Regions from separate parts of the Homo sapiens genome. Here region 1 is linked to region 2. Evidence: chromatin loops called from intact Hi-C (ENCODE). Cell type or tissue: CD4-positive, alpha-beta T cell. All regions are shown on one strand. Each heading gives the region's core, and the rest is flanking DNA. Links, peaks and the distances in the headings are about the cores only. Region 1 overlaps CA5B (carbonic anhydrase 5B). Region 2 has its middle 120 kb from the start of AP1S2.

Region 1 (8,335 bases), core at 159-8,158, 210 kb before region 2:
ATCCCAGCACTTTGGGAGGCCAAGGCGGGTGGATCACGAGGTCAGGAGTTCAAGACCAGCCTGGCCAAGATGGTGAAACCCCATCTCTACTAAAAATACCAAAAATTAGGCCAGGTGCGGTGGCTCACGCCTGTAATCCCAGCACTTTGGGAGGCCAAGGCGGGCAGATCACAAGGTCAAGAGATCGAGACCATCCTGGCTACTGAAGACATGGTGAAATCCCGTCTCTACTAAAAAATAGAAAAATTAGCTGGGCATTATGGTGGGTGCCTGTAGTCCCAGCTACGTGGGAGGCTGAGGCAGGAGAATCGCTTGAACCTGGGAGTCAGAGGTTGCAGTGAGCTGAGATCACGCCACTGCACTCCAGCCTAGCGACAGAGCGAGACTCTGTCTCAAAAACAAACAAGCAACAACAACAACAACAAAAACCCACAAAAATTAGCCGGGCATGGTGACAGGCACCTATAATCCCAGCTACTCGGGAGGCTGACGCAGGAAAATTGCTTGAACGCAGGAGGTGGAGGTTGCAGTGAGCCAAGATCGTGCCACTGCACTCTAGCCTGGGTGACAGAGCGAGACTCCATCTCAAAAAAAAAAAAAAAACCCCAAAGTAGACATAAACTTGTGTAGGCAGGCAGTTGTAAGAAGAGTAGCATGCTAAGGGGAACAGCATGACAAGAAAAGTACATAGGAACACCAGAGTTTGGGAAGAATGAGGAAAATGAGATTAGATAAGTGAGATGGGTTCTAATAGGAAAACCTGGGCATTGAACATAGAAGTTACAACTTGATATACTGTTTTTAGCGTAGGAGCAATGTGACAAAGGTGGTTATTTAGGAAAATTGCTGAGTGGCAGAACTCAGGAGTAGAGGAGAGTTAGAAAAGAGGAAAAGCAACCAAGAGGCTTTGTATGAAGTCTGGGGGTTAGGGTTCTGAACTAGGCCGCTGTTCTGGGAAAGGTGAAGAAGAGATAAACCTGAATGATTCTTAAAGAAAAATAATGAAATAAAGCAAAAAGGAGAAGCAAACTGTCTTATTCTGTTTGGGCTGCTATAACAAAGTACCTCAGACTAGATAATTTATACACAACAGAAATTTGTTGCTCACAGTTCTGGAGGCCAGGAAGTCCAAAAAACCAAGGTGCCAGTAGATTCAGTGTCTGATGAGGGTTCTCTTTGCTTCAAAGAATTTGCCTTCTTGCTGCATCCTCACGTGGTGGAAGGAGCTCAGAAGCTTTCTCAAGCCTCTTTTATAAGGGTATTAATCCCGTTCATGAGAGCTCTGCCTTCGTGACTATGTCACCTCCCAGTGGCCTCAGCTCTTAATACCATCACCTTGGGGAAAAGGATTTCAGCGTGTACATTTTTGGGTTTTATTTTTTTATTTTTATTTTTTTATTTTTTGAGACAGGGTCTTGCTCTCTTGCCCAGACTGGAGTGCAGTGGCACAATTTCAGCTCACTGCAACCTCCGCCTCCCGGGTTCAAGAGATTCTCCTGCCTCAGCCTCTCAAGTAGCTGGGACTACAGGTATGAGCCACCACACCCAGCTAATGTTTTGTATTTTTACAAGAAATGGTGTCTCCCCATGTTGGCCAGGCTGGTCTCAAACTACTGACCTCAATTGATCTGCCCACCTTGGCCTGCCAAAGTGTTGGGATTACAGGTGCAAGCCACTGCTGCCTGGCTAAATTTTGAGGAGACGTATACATTCACACCATAGCACAAATCTTCCCAGTGATGCTCCTCATCTTATTCCATCCACAAGTATTAACCGAAAGCCAGCTGGCTTACAGAGCAGTGAGGAAGGCAGATAATTAGACACATACGCATATAATTATAACTGCACCTATGTAATAAATGTCATGAAAGAAAAATCGGAGTGCTATGATTTAAAAATTATAATATGAAGTGATCATATTATAAGAGAGTAGCCAGAGGTCACTTTGTCAAGGAGGTAACAATTAAGCCCAAGACCTAAAGATAATGGGAGCCAGCCCTGAGCCAAATGAGGGGTAGTTGATTTCTGTGGAGGAGGAGCACGAAGAAAGGGACTAAGGCAGGAATGAGCTTTCCGTGTTTCAAGGGCTGAAAGAAGGACAGTGCCAAAGCTGGGGAAATAGGTGGTTGCAGCAAACTGAATGTTCATGACCCCCTAACATTTGTGTGTTGAAATCCTAACCACCAAGGTGATGGTATTAAGAGGTGGGGCTTTGGGGAGGTGATTAGATCGTGAGGGCAGAGTTCTCATGAATAGGATTAGTTCCCAATATAAAAGAGACCCCAGAGAGCTCCCTCGTACCTTGTACCATGTGAAGACAGCAAGGAGGCTGTCTATGAACCAGAAGACAGGACCTTGCCGGACACCCAGTCTGCTGGTGCCTCGATCTTGGACTTCCCAGACTCCAGAACTGTGAGAAATAAATTTCTCTTATTTATAAGCCACCTAGTCTATGACATTCTGTCATAGCAGGCTGAATGGACTAAGACAGTGCTAAAGCACAAAATAAACCAAACCTAGGACTACTCATATAAACAACTAAAATCAAGCACTTCCTCAACATGGAATCCTTTGCAGGGCTTTTGTTGCCCATCAGCTAGAAATTACTGACACCTTTTTTTTTTTTTTTTTTTTTTTTTTTTTTTTGAGTCGGAGTCTTGACCTGTCGCCCTGGCTGGAGTGCAATGACACAATCTATCTCAGCTCACTGCAGCCTCCACCTCCTGGTTTCAAGCAATTCTCCTGCCTCAGCCTCCCGAGTAGCTGGGATTATAGGTGCGCACCACCACGCCCAGCTAATTTTTTGTATCTTTAGTAGAGATGGGGTTTCACCATGTTGGCCAGGCTGGTCTTGAACTCCTGACCTCAGGTGATCTGCCTGCCTCGGCCTCCCAAAGTGCTGAGATTACAGGCATGAGCCACCGCACCCGGCCAACACTTTCTTAATGACAGTATGCCTTTGTTAGCATAAACCACAGTTGATAAAATCATTATCTGTTTATTTCATTTTCCCTATACAAGAAGAACCTGAAAATGAAGCTTCTGTTAGACCACTTAATCATCTTATTTTTGAGGTAAAATATGAGCAACAACCAGGAAATTGTTTCGATCTGATTTTTGCTTAAATAGAGGAAAAGGAAGGGAGTAGGAGAGAACAAAAGTGTCAGTTTATCTTTAGCAAAACAAACCCTTGGCAAAAAATTGGCTTCAGTAAGGGGGCAGTGACCAAGGACCCCCTCCCCACACAGTGAGTTGGATGGTCTAACCTAGATGGTCTAGTTTAGTAAAGGAGGAGGGAGGTGGGTAGGAGGAAAGAAACCTTCTGGAAGCTGAACTTGTAAACTCAAGGGCATAAACTGATCTTGTCATTATGGTCATTAAAGAGCAATTGAAGGAACAGGCTCAGTTTTCTTGGGCTGGTATTTGCATGAGTGTGAGTGTTGATACTTCCCATTTCATGCATGAGATGGGGAAAAATTAAGGATGACCAAGGCGTCGTCTTAGGGACCTAATCACTCCAGTTCTTCCCTAGTTGTCACAGGAGACCCTCATTGAATGGCTTTGAAGAGTGTGTACTCTCAAATTATCAGCCACAGTCTGAGTGTCTCAGAGGGGAAGGTGCATAGTCTCTTTGTGTCAGGAATCTTTACAAACAGAATCAGGGCCTTTCAAGGGCTTTCTAGAAGTTAAAAAATTAACACAATTTGAATCATTTTTCAGATCATTTGAATCCTTTCAAGTCATTTGAATTTGAGCTTTTCCCCCCCAACAATGGCAGTTGGATATGTTACAGGGCATATGTTTATTTTATTTTTTATTTTTGCCTTTAAAAGAGATGTTTATTCATGATGAATATGAATCCAAGTGTTTGGGTGGATATAACAGAACCAAATGTAACAGAAATTTAAGATCATCTTTCCCTCTAAGATGAAAAATACGGTATATTATATGTTATTGGATAAAATTACTAAACATTTTTAGACCCTGAGGTTGTATATTTTATGATGTTGGCTGCTGCGTAGTTGCCATGATTGCTTTTTCAAATTGTTAATTTCTTTCTTTTTTAAAATTTCTATTTTTATTTTACATTCAGGGTTTACATATGCAGATTTGTTACATGGGTATATTGCATGGTGATGAGGTTTGGGCTTCTATTGATCCTGTCATCCAGATAGTGAACATAGTACCTAATAGGATGTTTTCCAGAAGGGCATATGTTTAATAAGATACCACAGGGCAACAAAAAAGGAGGAAGATGTGGCTCCTGCCCACAAGGAATTTGCATTCTAATTAGATTATGACAGTATGGCCCAGATTCCATTTCAGATGTGCCAGTTCATGTGCATTTTCCATTTTAGTTTTCTGAAACAGAAACTTCTTGTTCTTTAAAGTTCTTGTTCTTCACAAGTTGTTTTATACTGAGGAAAGAAAAAAACCCAGAACATTGGGTTCAGACCTCTCCAGAGATGACAGTACTGCATTATATGAAGAAATAGAAAGAAAAGAGTATTATGAGTTTGCATGCACCTTTTATCTTTAGACCAGGGTTTATCAACTTTGGCACTATTGGCTTTTGGGTCAGGATGCTTCTTTGTCTTGTCGGGGGGAGCCCATCCAGGGCATTATAGGATCTTTAGCAGCATCCCTGGCCTCTAACCACTAGATGTCACTAGCACCCTCTCCCAGTTTTGCCATCTGAAAATGTCTCCAGACATTGCCAAATGTTTTTGGGGGACTGAATTGCTTTCTCTGTTGAAAACCACTGATTTAGGCACTCTCAGGAGAGCTCTTTGTCTGTATTGCTGGAGCATTTTTATAAATAAAACAAAACAAAACAAAACACTGAGGTTAAGATACTGACTTACGGTCAGGCGCAGTGGTTTGCGCCTGTAATCCCAGCACTTTGGGAGGCTGAGGTGGGTGGATAACTTGAGGCCAGGAGTTCAAGCCCATCCGGGCCAACACAGCGAAACCCCATCTCTACTAAAAATACACAAAAGTTAGCCGGGTGTGGTGGCATGCGCCTGTAATCCCAGTTACTCAGGAGGCTGAGGCAGGAGAATTGCTTGAACCCAGGAGGCGGAGGTTGCAGTGAGCCAAGATCATGCCACTGCACTCCAGCCTGGGAGACAGAGCAAGACTCCATCTAAAAAAAAAAAAAGGTATTGACTTCCGGCTTTCAGCAATTACCGAAGGAAGAGGATTATCTGCTCTGTCAGAGTAAACCAGAGGCAGGTTTCTGCTTTTCATGGAAATAGGAGATGATGCTGCCATACGTGAGGGATTTGACAGAGTAACAAAACAACTACCTTAGTCTCATCCTTATTCTTTTTTTTTTTGAGACAGAGTCTTACTCTGTCACCCAGGCTGGAGTGCAGTGGCGCAATCTCGGCTCACTACAATCGCCATCTCCCGGGTTCAAGCGATTTTCCTGCCTCAGCCTCCCAAGTAGCTGGGACTACAGGCGTGTGCCACCACACCCGGCTAATTTTTAATAGAGACAGGGTTTCACTGTGTCTCGATCTCCTGACCTCGTGATCCGCCAAAGTGCTGGGATTACAGGCATGAGCCACCATGCCCAGCCAGTGTCATCCTTATTCTTAGTGGTGGGGCGAGATGCAGAGGGTCGTTGGTAATTATTTCCTTCATGTTTCTCCTAGTTTTCCTGTTGTTCTTGATTCTACCCATCCATGGTACTTCTAAAGGACAGGGAAATGGACCACCCCAAACTGATGTACATTGGTTCTGCTCATCACACTTGGGGGTCTCAACAGGCTGATCTGTGTTATCAGCAAGTCTGCTGATACTTATCAGGGACTTGCTACAGAGACCTGGTGCTTGACTCTGGAAGAAAATCAGCATCAGCAATGTCTTCAGTGCCTGTGGAGGATAAATTATATGTGTACACCTTAATAGATAATCTCCACATCCCTGTGACACACTGCAACCTCCAGGGACCTTAGCAATGCCGATGTTCTACCCAGGTTTTGCAGGATGGCTGCCTGGTCCTCAGAGTTTGCTTACATAGGAGGTGAACTCAACTCAGCACGCACAGTTATGTGGGGCGAGCATCTTACAGGATGCAGGCTACGCAAGCCTTTTTTTCTACCAGCCAACCAATTAAACGCTGACAATACTGATTCAATGTTTCCTTTCCCAAAGTTCTCCCATTTCCTTTTTTGAAAATAAATCTGTTATTGAAAATTGAATTAATTTGTCTTTGTATTTAAAGCCACTTTGGGGAGTTGGGGGTTGGGAAATTCTCGATGAAGAAAAGAAACTCATTTATGAATACCCTATTTCCACATGGCACCAAACTCCATGCATTATATTGTGATCACAGCACTGATTGCACTTGGTTTAGGTGAGCTTAGTAAGCAGACTGAGATGTGTTGGTTTTGCAAGATGCCAAAATGCTATTCCTCTGCCAGGTGCTCTCTGACCTATCTTTATCCTCTACTTTTGTGTATCCATTAAACCCCTAAGTGGCTGTATTGGTCAGGGTTCTCCAGAAGCAGAACCAATAAGGTATATAGAGAGATGGATGAGAGGGAATTTATTAGTGGAAATTGCTCACATGATTATAGAGGCTGGGAAGTCCCATGACAGGCCATCTGCAAGCCAGAGACCCTGAGATACTGGTAGTATGGGACAGTCCAAGACACAGGCCTTAGAACCAGGGAAACTGATGGTATAACTCTCAGTCTGAGGCCAAATGCCTGAGAACCCAGAGAGGTGCTGGTGTAAGTTCTGGCGTCCAAAGGCTGGGAAGCCTGTAGCTGTTACCCAAGGACAGGAGCAGAAGAGTGTATCCAAGATTCAGCAGATAGATGGACACATTCAGTTTTTCCATGTTTTTGTTCTCTCTGGCCCCCCAGCAGTTTAGATGATACCTGCCCACATTAAGGGCAGATCTTTCCCACCTAGTCCACTCAGAATTACATGCTAGTCTCCTCTGTAAACACCCCCAGAGAAACACCCCAAAATAATGCTTTACCAGGTTTCTAGGTATCCTTTAATCCAGTCAAGTCAGCAGCTAAAAGTAACCATCATAGTGGCTAATTCCTAAGGCTTTTAGTTTCCATTAGCCCTGACAGGTTCTCTAGAAGTACAGTAGACAGGCTTTTTTTTTTTTCTTTTGAGACATGGTTTGGGTCTGTTGCCCAGGCTGGAGTGCAGTGGTGCTATCATGGCTCACAACAGCCTCGACCTCCCGGGCTCAATCCTCCCACTTTAGCTTCCCCGGTAGCTAGGACTACAGGTGTGTACCACCACGCCTGGATAATTTTTTGCATATTTTGTAGAGACAGGGTTTCGCCGTGTTTCCTAGGCTGGTCTCAAACTTCTGGCCTCAAGTGATCCACCCGCCTTGGCCTCCCCAAGTGCTGGGATTATAGGAGTGAGCCACTGCACTCGGTCCAACAGTCTTGATAATAGGCTGACCTGCTTTCTCCTAGTGCATCCACTCTGGGAGAGCGTGGACCTGGTTCCTGGGGGCGATCGCCAGTCACCCATCAACATTCGGTGGAGGGACAGTGTTTATGATCCCGGCTTAAAACCACTGACCATCTCTTATGACCCAGCCACCTGCCTCCACGTCTGGAATAATGGGTACTCTTTCCTCGTGGAATTTGAAGATTCTACAGATAAATCAGGTGAGGGCAAGATCTGGTGGTCTTGTAAGGAGTTAAAGAAACAGTGTCATGTTAACAGAGGACACATCAAACTCTCTCCATGATAGTATTGACCTCTTTGTGAGCAATGGCATGGAACTCATTGATCTTAACTTTTTGAATGTGTGAAAAAAAATTCCTTCTAGTTTTTATGCATATTTTCTTCAACTAGTATAGGTAGTATTTTTAATTAATAAATATATCTCTATCTCTCTATGTATAGATTTATAATTGGTATAGAGCATAGGTGTGCAATGGAAGTTTTACCAGAAATTTATTTTGTATGTGTATATTGAATATGTACTAATTTTTTTCCTTTGCTTGTTGACTTTATGAGAACTTTTACATTAAATAGTAACATTGTTTAATCAGAGTTAACTTAGCAGATTACAATACACTTGAAATGGGGCCAAAAGGATATTCATGTGTGCATTAGGTTGCAAAGACTAGTCATGTATTAGAGAAATGGAAACTTATGATCTGGTAATTTTGTTAAATAAACAGTGTTACCTACCTAGTTTAAAAGAAACACAATTTAAAAGAGTTTTTAAAATTCAAATATTATATTGATTTTGAATCTTTTTTTTCACCTTCCTGGATGTAAACTAATGTGAATGATTTCAAAGTTTACCTGAAACTTATAGTGTCTATGGAAGACAGAA
Region 2 (8,335 bases), core at 220-8,219:
GTGCATGTTAGGCAGTCATCACCAAAGCAAGAACCTGAAAGTTAAATACATGTTTTTTTTCTGCTGTGCTTGATATACATGGAGTAATGAGCACTACACATCCACTTGCACATTTGTTCTTAGGTTGATCTCATAGTTTCATAATCTTAAACCTCTAGTAAAGATAACATAAACTTATTTGAGTAGTGAATCCAGGTAGAACAAGAATAAAAATGTTAATTTTCATATTATTTTTAAAGCGGATAACTTGTAAGACACAGCTGTTTTTATTAAACCAACAATGTTGAACTAGTCTTATTTACTAAAGATTTACCCATGTCATGTGAACTTGAAAAGTTTTTGGGTTAGTTCCTATATTTCTAGAAGTTTTAAGAATATGTAATTTACACTTATTTTTCTTTAAGCCAACTAAATAGGGCTCTTTTACAAATTAATTTTGGCAATACCATCTGCAGGTAGAAAATATGCATACATAACACAGAAACATATACACATATGTAAACATACCTACACATCCAGATAGGCACAAAGACCTTATAGTTTTCATGCTAAAACTTTAACTATGTGCCAGGTACAGTAATACAAAAGTCACTAGCTTATAAAAGAAAAGCTGGAACCAAATTATGTTTTTGGCAAATGGGACAAATTAAGGTTACCTGCTCAGATAGCCAAAGCTTTTTCTAATATTTGTGGAAAACACCTTTGAGGTTTTTCATTTGCCCAATTTCCAGAAAGCTTTTTTCCTTCTGATGAGTCATCTCACTGAAGTTAGCACTTTAAAAGGGATGGCTCTCAGTTAAGATGAGGTAGAAAATTCAGTTTCAAAGGCACACACAAAGAATACAAGCTTTCCTCCAAGAAGGAGTCTTGGGGCAAATTGCTTAACATCAGAGGTCAATCCCATGGAGGCTGTGGACTAAATTTTAGGTACCAGTTTATTTCTAATTAATCTTTTTCCTTTTCAGCTTCAAGTAGTTGCTTTTTGCGGCCCCAAAGTCCTTGGAGAGCTGGATCCTAAAGTCCAAGTGACTGAGGCTTAGAGGAACCAATCTGGGGAGATCTTAAGTTTTCTAAAGGAGCCAATGAAGTTCCATATTGTTCTTAAGAAAAATTGTGCCCACAAGAAAAGAAGCAGACAGAGGGGTCAGATAACATAGTCAGCAGGGATTGAAGAAGAGGGGTTTCAGTTCACAAAGAAGTTCTTACAGGAGAAGCAGTATCAGATGGAGAGAACAGAGTGGCCTCTTAAAGAAAATTGCTTCTGCTGGGTGTGGTGGCTCACACCTGTAATCCCAGCACTTTGGGAGGCCGAGGCGGGTGGATCACAAGGTCAAGAGATCGAGACCAGCCTGGCCAAATAGCAAAATCCCATCTCTACTAAAAACACAAAAATTAGCCAGGCGTGGTGGCGGGCGCCTGTAACCTCAGCTGCTCGGGAGGCTGAAGCAGGAGAATCACTTGAGGTCAGTCAGGCCATTGCACTCCAGCCTGGGCTACAGAGCGAGACTCTGTCTCAAAAAAAAAAAAAAAGAAAAGAAAAGAAAAAGAAAATTGCTCCTTTCAAGCTCTGATGATCAGAAACCAAACTTTTAAGTGAAACTTTCTAAACCAAAGGCATATCTACCAAGTGACTCTAGACTAAAACCAATAAGCTTTTTATGGCTTAACCACAGGCATAAAAGGCATCTCCAAACAGGTGAAAAGACGCAGCCCTCTCAAGATCCAGAGCCACTCCCAAAGACAGTCGGAAGAAAGAAAGACTTAGACTCTTTGAGAGCTGGCAACAGTCAGTATACTAGCTGCAAATGGGGTACAACCCACATTTATATCCAGCCTTTCGGTGGGCTGCCTGCATATGCAGGACTGATAACCCATGTGCCCTCAACAGGCAAAAAGCCAAGCCAAGTTCTCAGGAAATAAAATGAGACAAAAGGGAAAATAATAGCTGTCCATGGGAGGGAAGAGATCAATAACAAACGTATGCCTCAAGACCAAAAGTCACAATTCAAGCTAATTCTCATAAAAGTTTTTCTCCTGCCAATCTGAATTTGAAAAGAAAGGGCCAGGAGAAATTTTTGCCTCCTTCTCTCAACTGAGCACTATAGACAGAGAGAGATCTAGGAGAGCTGACTTTGGTAACAATTTCTTACCCTTTTGCTAGCTTCAGCCAGTTTTCTGAGGATCCTATCTACAGGCCCTGGAACGAGTGGGATGTCCCAGAAAAGTCTCACCTTCATCGCTGGAACGGTAAAGGAAGAATAACCCTTATAGGTTCTTAGTTGGATTCGACCCCTTTGACAAAAGACAGATTAACAAGAGAAAAACAGAACTTTTAAAACATGTATATTTTCCATGTACATAGGAGACACCCAGAAAGTGAGGAGTTCTCAAAGAGGTGGCTTTGAATTCCAGCTTAAATAGCATCTTCAGTAAAGAATAGTAAACTTTTAGAGAAATTAAAAGTCAAAGGAAAAGGATCTTGAATCTCTATGGGTGTGGCAACTTGTGGAAAGGCAAACTGCAGTTAAAGGCTAGTAAGTAAAGCTCTGGTACCATCTCTTGGCCAGTATGGATCTGCCATTTTCTTCAGTGATTAATCTTTGTTTTTCTTGGTAGAAGGGGTGGAGGCAGGATACCTTTTGTCTTCGTAAATCTATATCCTGCTTTTAGGCAAGTAGAGGGAGGGCAGAGAGCTTTCCTGCATCTGCTTCTTCTTAATTATCTTCAGCTCAACAATCCTTCATATTTGGTGTTCTGGTCCCCCATATAACATTGCCTGGAATGGAATTTTTGACTCCCTCTCCTGTCCCCCAGTAATCTGTTCCTCTTATAGTATGCTGTACTCAGTAAATCTCACCTTCACCCACCACAACTTAAGCCCCAAACTGGAGTAACCTTGTCATTTCCCCTTTCCTTCTCTCACATTATACCATCACTAAGTCCTATTGATTCTGGTTCTAAAATATATCCCAATTCTATCCCAACTGTCTGCTTGAATCCTGGCTCTCTTATCATGGGAAAGTTTCTTGAACTCTGTTCCTCAGTTTCCTCATCTGTAAAATGTAGTCGATAGTACCTACCAAATAGGTTGTTGTGAGGAAAGTTAGCATTATTCTTTCTCAAAACCACACACTTGTCCAAGTCACAATGATCTCTTCCTTGGGCTTCTGTAATCACCTCCTAACTGGTCTCCCTACAACCACTGATGTCCTTAGGACCCATCCTGTAAAGCAGTGGATCTCAACTGGGGCAATACTGTCCCCTAGGGGACACTTGGACATGCCTGGAGACATTTTTGCTTGTCACAACTGGGGAAGGCGTTACTACTGGCATCTAGTGGGTAGAGGCCAGGGATGCTGCTAAGCCTCCTACAATGTACAGGACAGCCTCCCACAACAAACAATTATCTGGCCCCAAATATCAATAGTGCCCACGTTGAGAAACTCTGCTCTAAAATGATGATCTTTCTTAAACACAAATAAAGTCAGTCTGTTCCCCTGTTTGCATCCACCCAGTAATTCCCCATAGCTCTTGGATAAAGCCCAAATCCTTAACATGGCACCCCCAGGCCCTGGGATACGGCTCACTGATCCTCCTTCTTGATCTAATTTACCTTTTCAACTACAGCCAAAGATCTAAGATTCCCTGTAAACCAACCCCAGCTGCAGACTCCCAGGCCCTGGGATCCAACCCACTGCTCTAGCCTTATCTCACACTACTGTCACCTGCCTTCTCTTCACCCTGCTAGTTTACCCTGATCCAGCCACATGGGTATTCCTTTGGTTTCCCAAGAAGACCAAATACTTGGCTGCCTCAAAATCCTTACACAGGCTCTTCCGGCTGCTGGAACCGTGCCTGCCTAGCTGTGCTTGGATAGCTTCCCTTCCTCATGGGAATTGGGTGGAATTGGCTGTTTTGGGCTGGTGGAAGAGAGCCCTTGAGATGGAGCAATCCATTGCACTTGCTACCACGTGGTGACCAATTTACTAGAACATCCTCTGCTGGTTCCTCCTTCCCTGCCTCAAGCAGCACTCAGTGCATTCAGCAGGCACTTCTCTTCTGTGGCCATTAATTTAGAGCAGCTCCTTCAGCAATTATAGAGGATTCCTGTGAGGTTAGGAGGGTGAGGTGGAAGGCTAGACCTCCCTGAAAGCCCTCACCTGGAGGTAGTAAAGGGGAAGCCTGATGGATAAATCAATTCTTCAGACTGTTCTCAGAGAATTAAAAATTATGTTAGTTACCAACATTTACAGATCCAGAAAATTACCACGAACACCAGGATTCCATTTATCTCCTTCACTGGAAGATCTAGAGGCGCATGCTTACTTCTTCATGCGGCAATAATCAGCAATTGCTGATCCTGGCTCCCCTTTCAGTGGAGCTCCCACAGCCCCCACCTAGCCTGCTTTGCACAAGTGCTTTACTGCTTACCCTTAGTTTGTCATGCTGCATTGAAACCCCAATGTCAATCCAGAGCCTGCAGTGCTAGAGGACTTTGTCTCTGCAGGACTGCCAGCCCATGCCACTGAGCCTTTGCTACCCACATTTAGGGAAAGTATAAACAGCCCACAGGGCCTATGTCTTCTACTTCTTGGGGTGTTCTTTGTTTCCCTTCTGACTGGGGTTAGTCTCCTGGGTCCTATTGCAAAGACACTCTGTGCCTTCATTTCTACTTAAAGTCATTAGGAGACTGATTTGAGACTGGCTGGAAAACAAGTTTATTCTGCCATCTCAGCCCAAGTGACCTGCACAGGACAGCTTGATCAATCCTTCCAAAGCTGTCTGGGTCTCGTAAACACATTTTGTTATATTGCAAAGCAAAGCATAAACATTTCTAGCAAACATTAGCGCCCACCAGCTATGTAACCCTACATGGCATTCGATGGGTCAAATTTCTTTAACTTCTCTGGGTTCTAGAGTCTTGACCTCCTGATCATTTCTAATGCGCATTCTGTTGGTGGCAGTTCCCCTGCTCCCCAGGCAGGTAGAAGATGAAGCTATGTGTGTCAGTTCACCTGGAGTCCACCTCCCTCTCCGGGAGATTACTGTGGCTGAGAGCCCCCAATGGCACAGCTTGAGCAAATGCAGGGCTCTTCCCACTGTATTCTCAATTCCAGGCCGGACTTCCACAGGATCTTTTCCATCTCTATAACTGAATTCATGTTGATCACCTTGATTCTGCTCTGAGCTTACCAGAGTTCAAGGCTCCTCCACCATTTTTCAAAAAATCATCCATGCAGGCTGGTTGGGTTGGAGATTTTATACAGCTTTGGGGCTCACATAGAGGAGGGTTTTACATGCATCCTGCACAACTCTCCATTGCCTCAGAAGCTCTTAGCTGATTTCTCCACCCCCGACCCCTGTCTCTCTCCACCAAATGTTAGGCAAACTTCCAAATTCTCTAACAAAAAGCAGGCCTTCTGGGTCTTCCCATCACTTGCGACTTCCCTAGGAATTCTCATGAGCAAAATTCTCTGTCTCACACTGAAAGACAACATCATGGGAGGTGACATCACCTTTCAGCTCAGGTGGTTTTTGTTTGTTTGTTTTGTAAAAGAGATAATATATTGATTGTAGAAAGTTCTGGAAATCCCAAGAAAATAATTAAAATAAGATTTAAAACATCAACTGCTATCCTTCCACCCAGGGATAATCTCACATTTGATGTTTTGGTATACTTCCTTTCTTTCTCTTTTTTTTTTTTTTTTTTTTAGTTTCTTTCTTTCTTTCTTTTTTTTTTTTTTTAATTTTACTTTAAGTTCTGGGATACATGTGCAGAACATGCAGGTTTGTTACATAAGTATACATGTGCCATGGTGGTTTGCTGCACCTATCAACCCGTCATCTAGGTTTTAAGCCCCGCATGCATTAGGTATTTGTCCTAATTCAGCTCAAGTATTAAGTCTTTCTGAAAAATCGCTAACTTGTACCAAACTGCAGATTTCATTCGTTCTAAGGTATATATCCCCCTTGCTGTACATTTGACATCTGTGAAATTGGATGTGCATTATGATTGATAGTAGGTCAGAAATTAATTTTTGGTATGCTTTTCTTAGTGGTATATGAATTTTTTGTGGATCTTACAGTTAATGTCATCTTAGATTTTCTGAACTACAGTAACATTAACATCTTGCTCAGAAAATGTTTTCTTGAGATAGAAACAAAAGAGCCCCTGTCTGAAAGTTGTGTAGAGATGAACTGTGGGAAGGGATCAGGGTCTAGGGAGAGGCAATAGTATCTGCAAGGTACTTGGGGTGGGAAGAGAATGGCCTGTCCAAGAAGTTAAAAGCAGTTTTGGGGGAAGGAGAACAGACAGCAAAGGTCATGTCCTCTGTGAGGCCTTCTCTGCCTTGCCCAGCATTTGAGGATAACTTCCTCCTTTACAGTCACTCTGCACTGAAGCTTTTCGCCTCCCATTTAATGCTTGACTTCTTACAATTGTACTCTTAGCACAGTACCATACATAGAGAATATCCTCAGAAGTCTGCAGCTGTGGTTGGTTTACAGGGAATCTTAGATCTTTGACTGTAGTTGAAAAGGTAAGTTAGATCAAGAAGGAGGATCAGTGAGAGATGGTTCTGTGCCCTGGTCCTTATTCTCAGGCTTCTTATGGGGAAGGGCAAAGAATGAAAACCTTTTGGGAAATAAAAATTAGATGTTGGAGGTTTAAAACCAGAAATTCCTGAAGGTGCTGAGGTCTGCATGTGTTTGAAGAAATATAGACAATTATGAAAGTCTATGCTGGGTATCTATGGATTATTAGCTCAGTGGGCTGGGTAGTGGTAAAAGGTCAAGGTCTTGGATGTCATTCCCATAAGGACTATGAACTTTGTTCTGGTCTCCACATTCTGTATTTCCATGAAAGCTGGCCAGACTTAGTTATTTAACTCAGGCTAGCTATCTCATCCCACTTGCTGAGATCCTGGACACAATGGAGAGTGGATGAGCGATTGGTGAATTAGGTGGATCCATCTCCCCTAGGAGGTTAACAAAATATGTCTTAAATCATGTAGCTACTAGGGCAGAAGGGATTTTTTTTTTCACCAGTTCCCGGGAAGGAAACCAAAGCAGACCAGATATTAGACCCTGAAAATGGCAGATTTTCTTTTTCACAGAATGGCTCTTTTTGATGGTCTTTTGATGCATGCCATTTGTGGGGAGGGGTGAAGGCTGTGAGTATAGGGCAACATCTGGACATGGTAGAAGCTTTTCTGTCTGCCCTAAGTGTAAAAGTCTGCTGTATGTTACTCTAGCAGACAGGGAAAGGCTTCTAAACACTGGGCTTTCCAATTCATTCCAGTGAAATTTGGATTTTTGAGTGGATCACATGCTTTGAGACTCTAGGTGGTAGGAGTGCAGGTGGGGAAGAGGAAGAGACAGGAAATTCCATTTCTTTCACAGCATGCTAACTTGAGGATGCTTCTCAGGGCCAGCTTATCAGCAACCACTTTAAATTGACCATGATTTTATCCTTGCCTCTCTTTGTAAAGGTTTCTTTTTCAGAATTTTCAGCCAACAGCTTCCAAACTGTCATTTACAATTTACGGAAGGACAGAAAGTAGAATAGTCGTGAGCAAGCAGTATAATTATGTGCCAGGAAATGACATGGCAAATAGTCTAGCTTAGCAAGTGCTAGAGAGCTTCTTCCCTATCTTTTAGCTTCAGGCAGGAGCAGAACTATAATATCTGCTGATCTTTTTGCGACTTATGTTACACTTGAAGTGCAGATTACTAAGGAGTATTTGGTCTGGAAATCAGAACTGGGGCAGAAATTTATTTTTAAAAAAGCAAAGCAAGGGGTAATAGGAAGTTGAAAAGTAGGATGTTTACGTTACACAGTCATATGCTGCATAACAACATTTCAGTCAACAACAGACCACATGTATTATGGTGGTCCCTTAAGATTATAATGGAGCTAAAATTTCCTGATGCCTAGTGACGTCTTGATGATCCTGACTCTGTGTAGGCCTAGCCTAATGTGTGTTTTTGTGTCTCAGTTTTTAACAAAAGACATTCAAAATTTTTTTTAGAAAAACATAAAAACAGAAAAAAGTTATAGAATAAGAACATAAAGAAAACATTTTCGTACAGCTGTACAAGGTGTTTGTGTTTTAAGTGTGATTATAAAAGAGTCAAAATTAGTTTAATTAAAGAGTTTATAAAGTAAAAATTTTAAGTAAGTTAAGGTTAATTTATTATTTAATAAAGAAAAATTTTAATGCTCAACATTATCAGTCATTAGGGAAATGCAAATTAAAACCGCAGTGAGATACGATCTTACCCCAGACAGAATGGCCATTATTAAAAAGTCAAAAAACAATAGATGTTGGCATGG

The links. Hi-C counts contacts between places; a loop is a spot of excess contacts. Peaks named below come from ENCODE experiments on the same cell type or tissue, not always from the same donor. Only the 100,000 strongest peaks of a DNase experiment are listed, where the experiment ranks them.
Region 1: a loop joins it to region 2, with 6 times the contacts of the local background. A loop is called at or near these places in 14 of 110 quality-filtered maps.

Annotation. Positions count from the first base shown.
Region 1 is chrX:15,757,121-15,765,455 of GRCh38, forward strand. It overlaps CA5B (carbonic anhydrase 5B), which reads left to right. Exons shown (of 8, transcript NM_007220.4): 3 at 7,458-7,655. CA5BP1-CA5B (CA5BP1-CA5B readthrough) reads left to right here. Exons shown (of 12, transcript NR_160544.1): 6 at 7,458-7,655. Among named protein-coding and RNA genes, the nearest start is that of CA5B, 23 kb to the left of the region's middle. In CD4-positive, alpha-beta T cell, for the core only: a CTCF peak has its summit at 4,676 (motif pointing right); DNase peaks (open chromatin) are centred at 1,241 and 4,661; H3K27ac peaks cover 2,814 bases.
Region 2 is chrX:15,970,226-15,978,560 of GRCh38, forward strand. No RefSeq gene overlaps it. Among named protein-coding and RNA genes, the nearest start is that of AP1S2, 120 kb to the left of the region's middle. In CD4-positive, alpha-beta T cell, for the core only: no CTCF peak of the experiment used is centred there; a DNase peak (open chromatin) is centred at 3,276.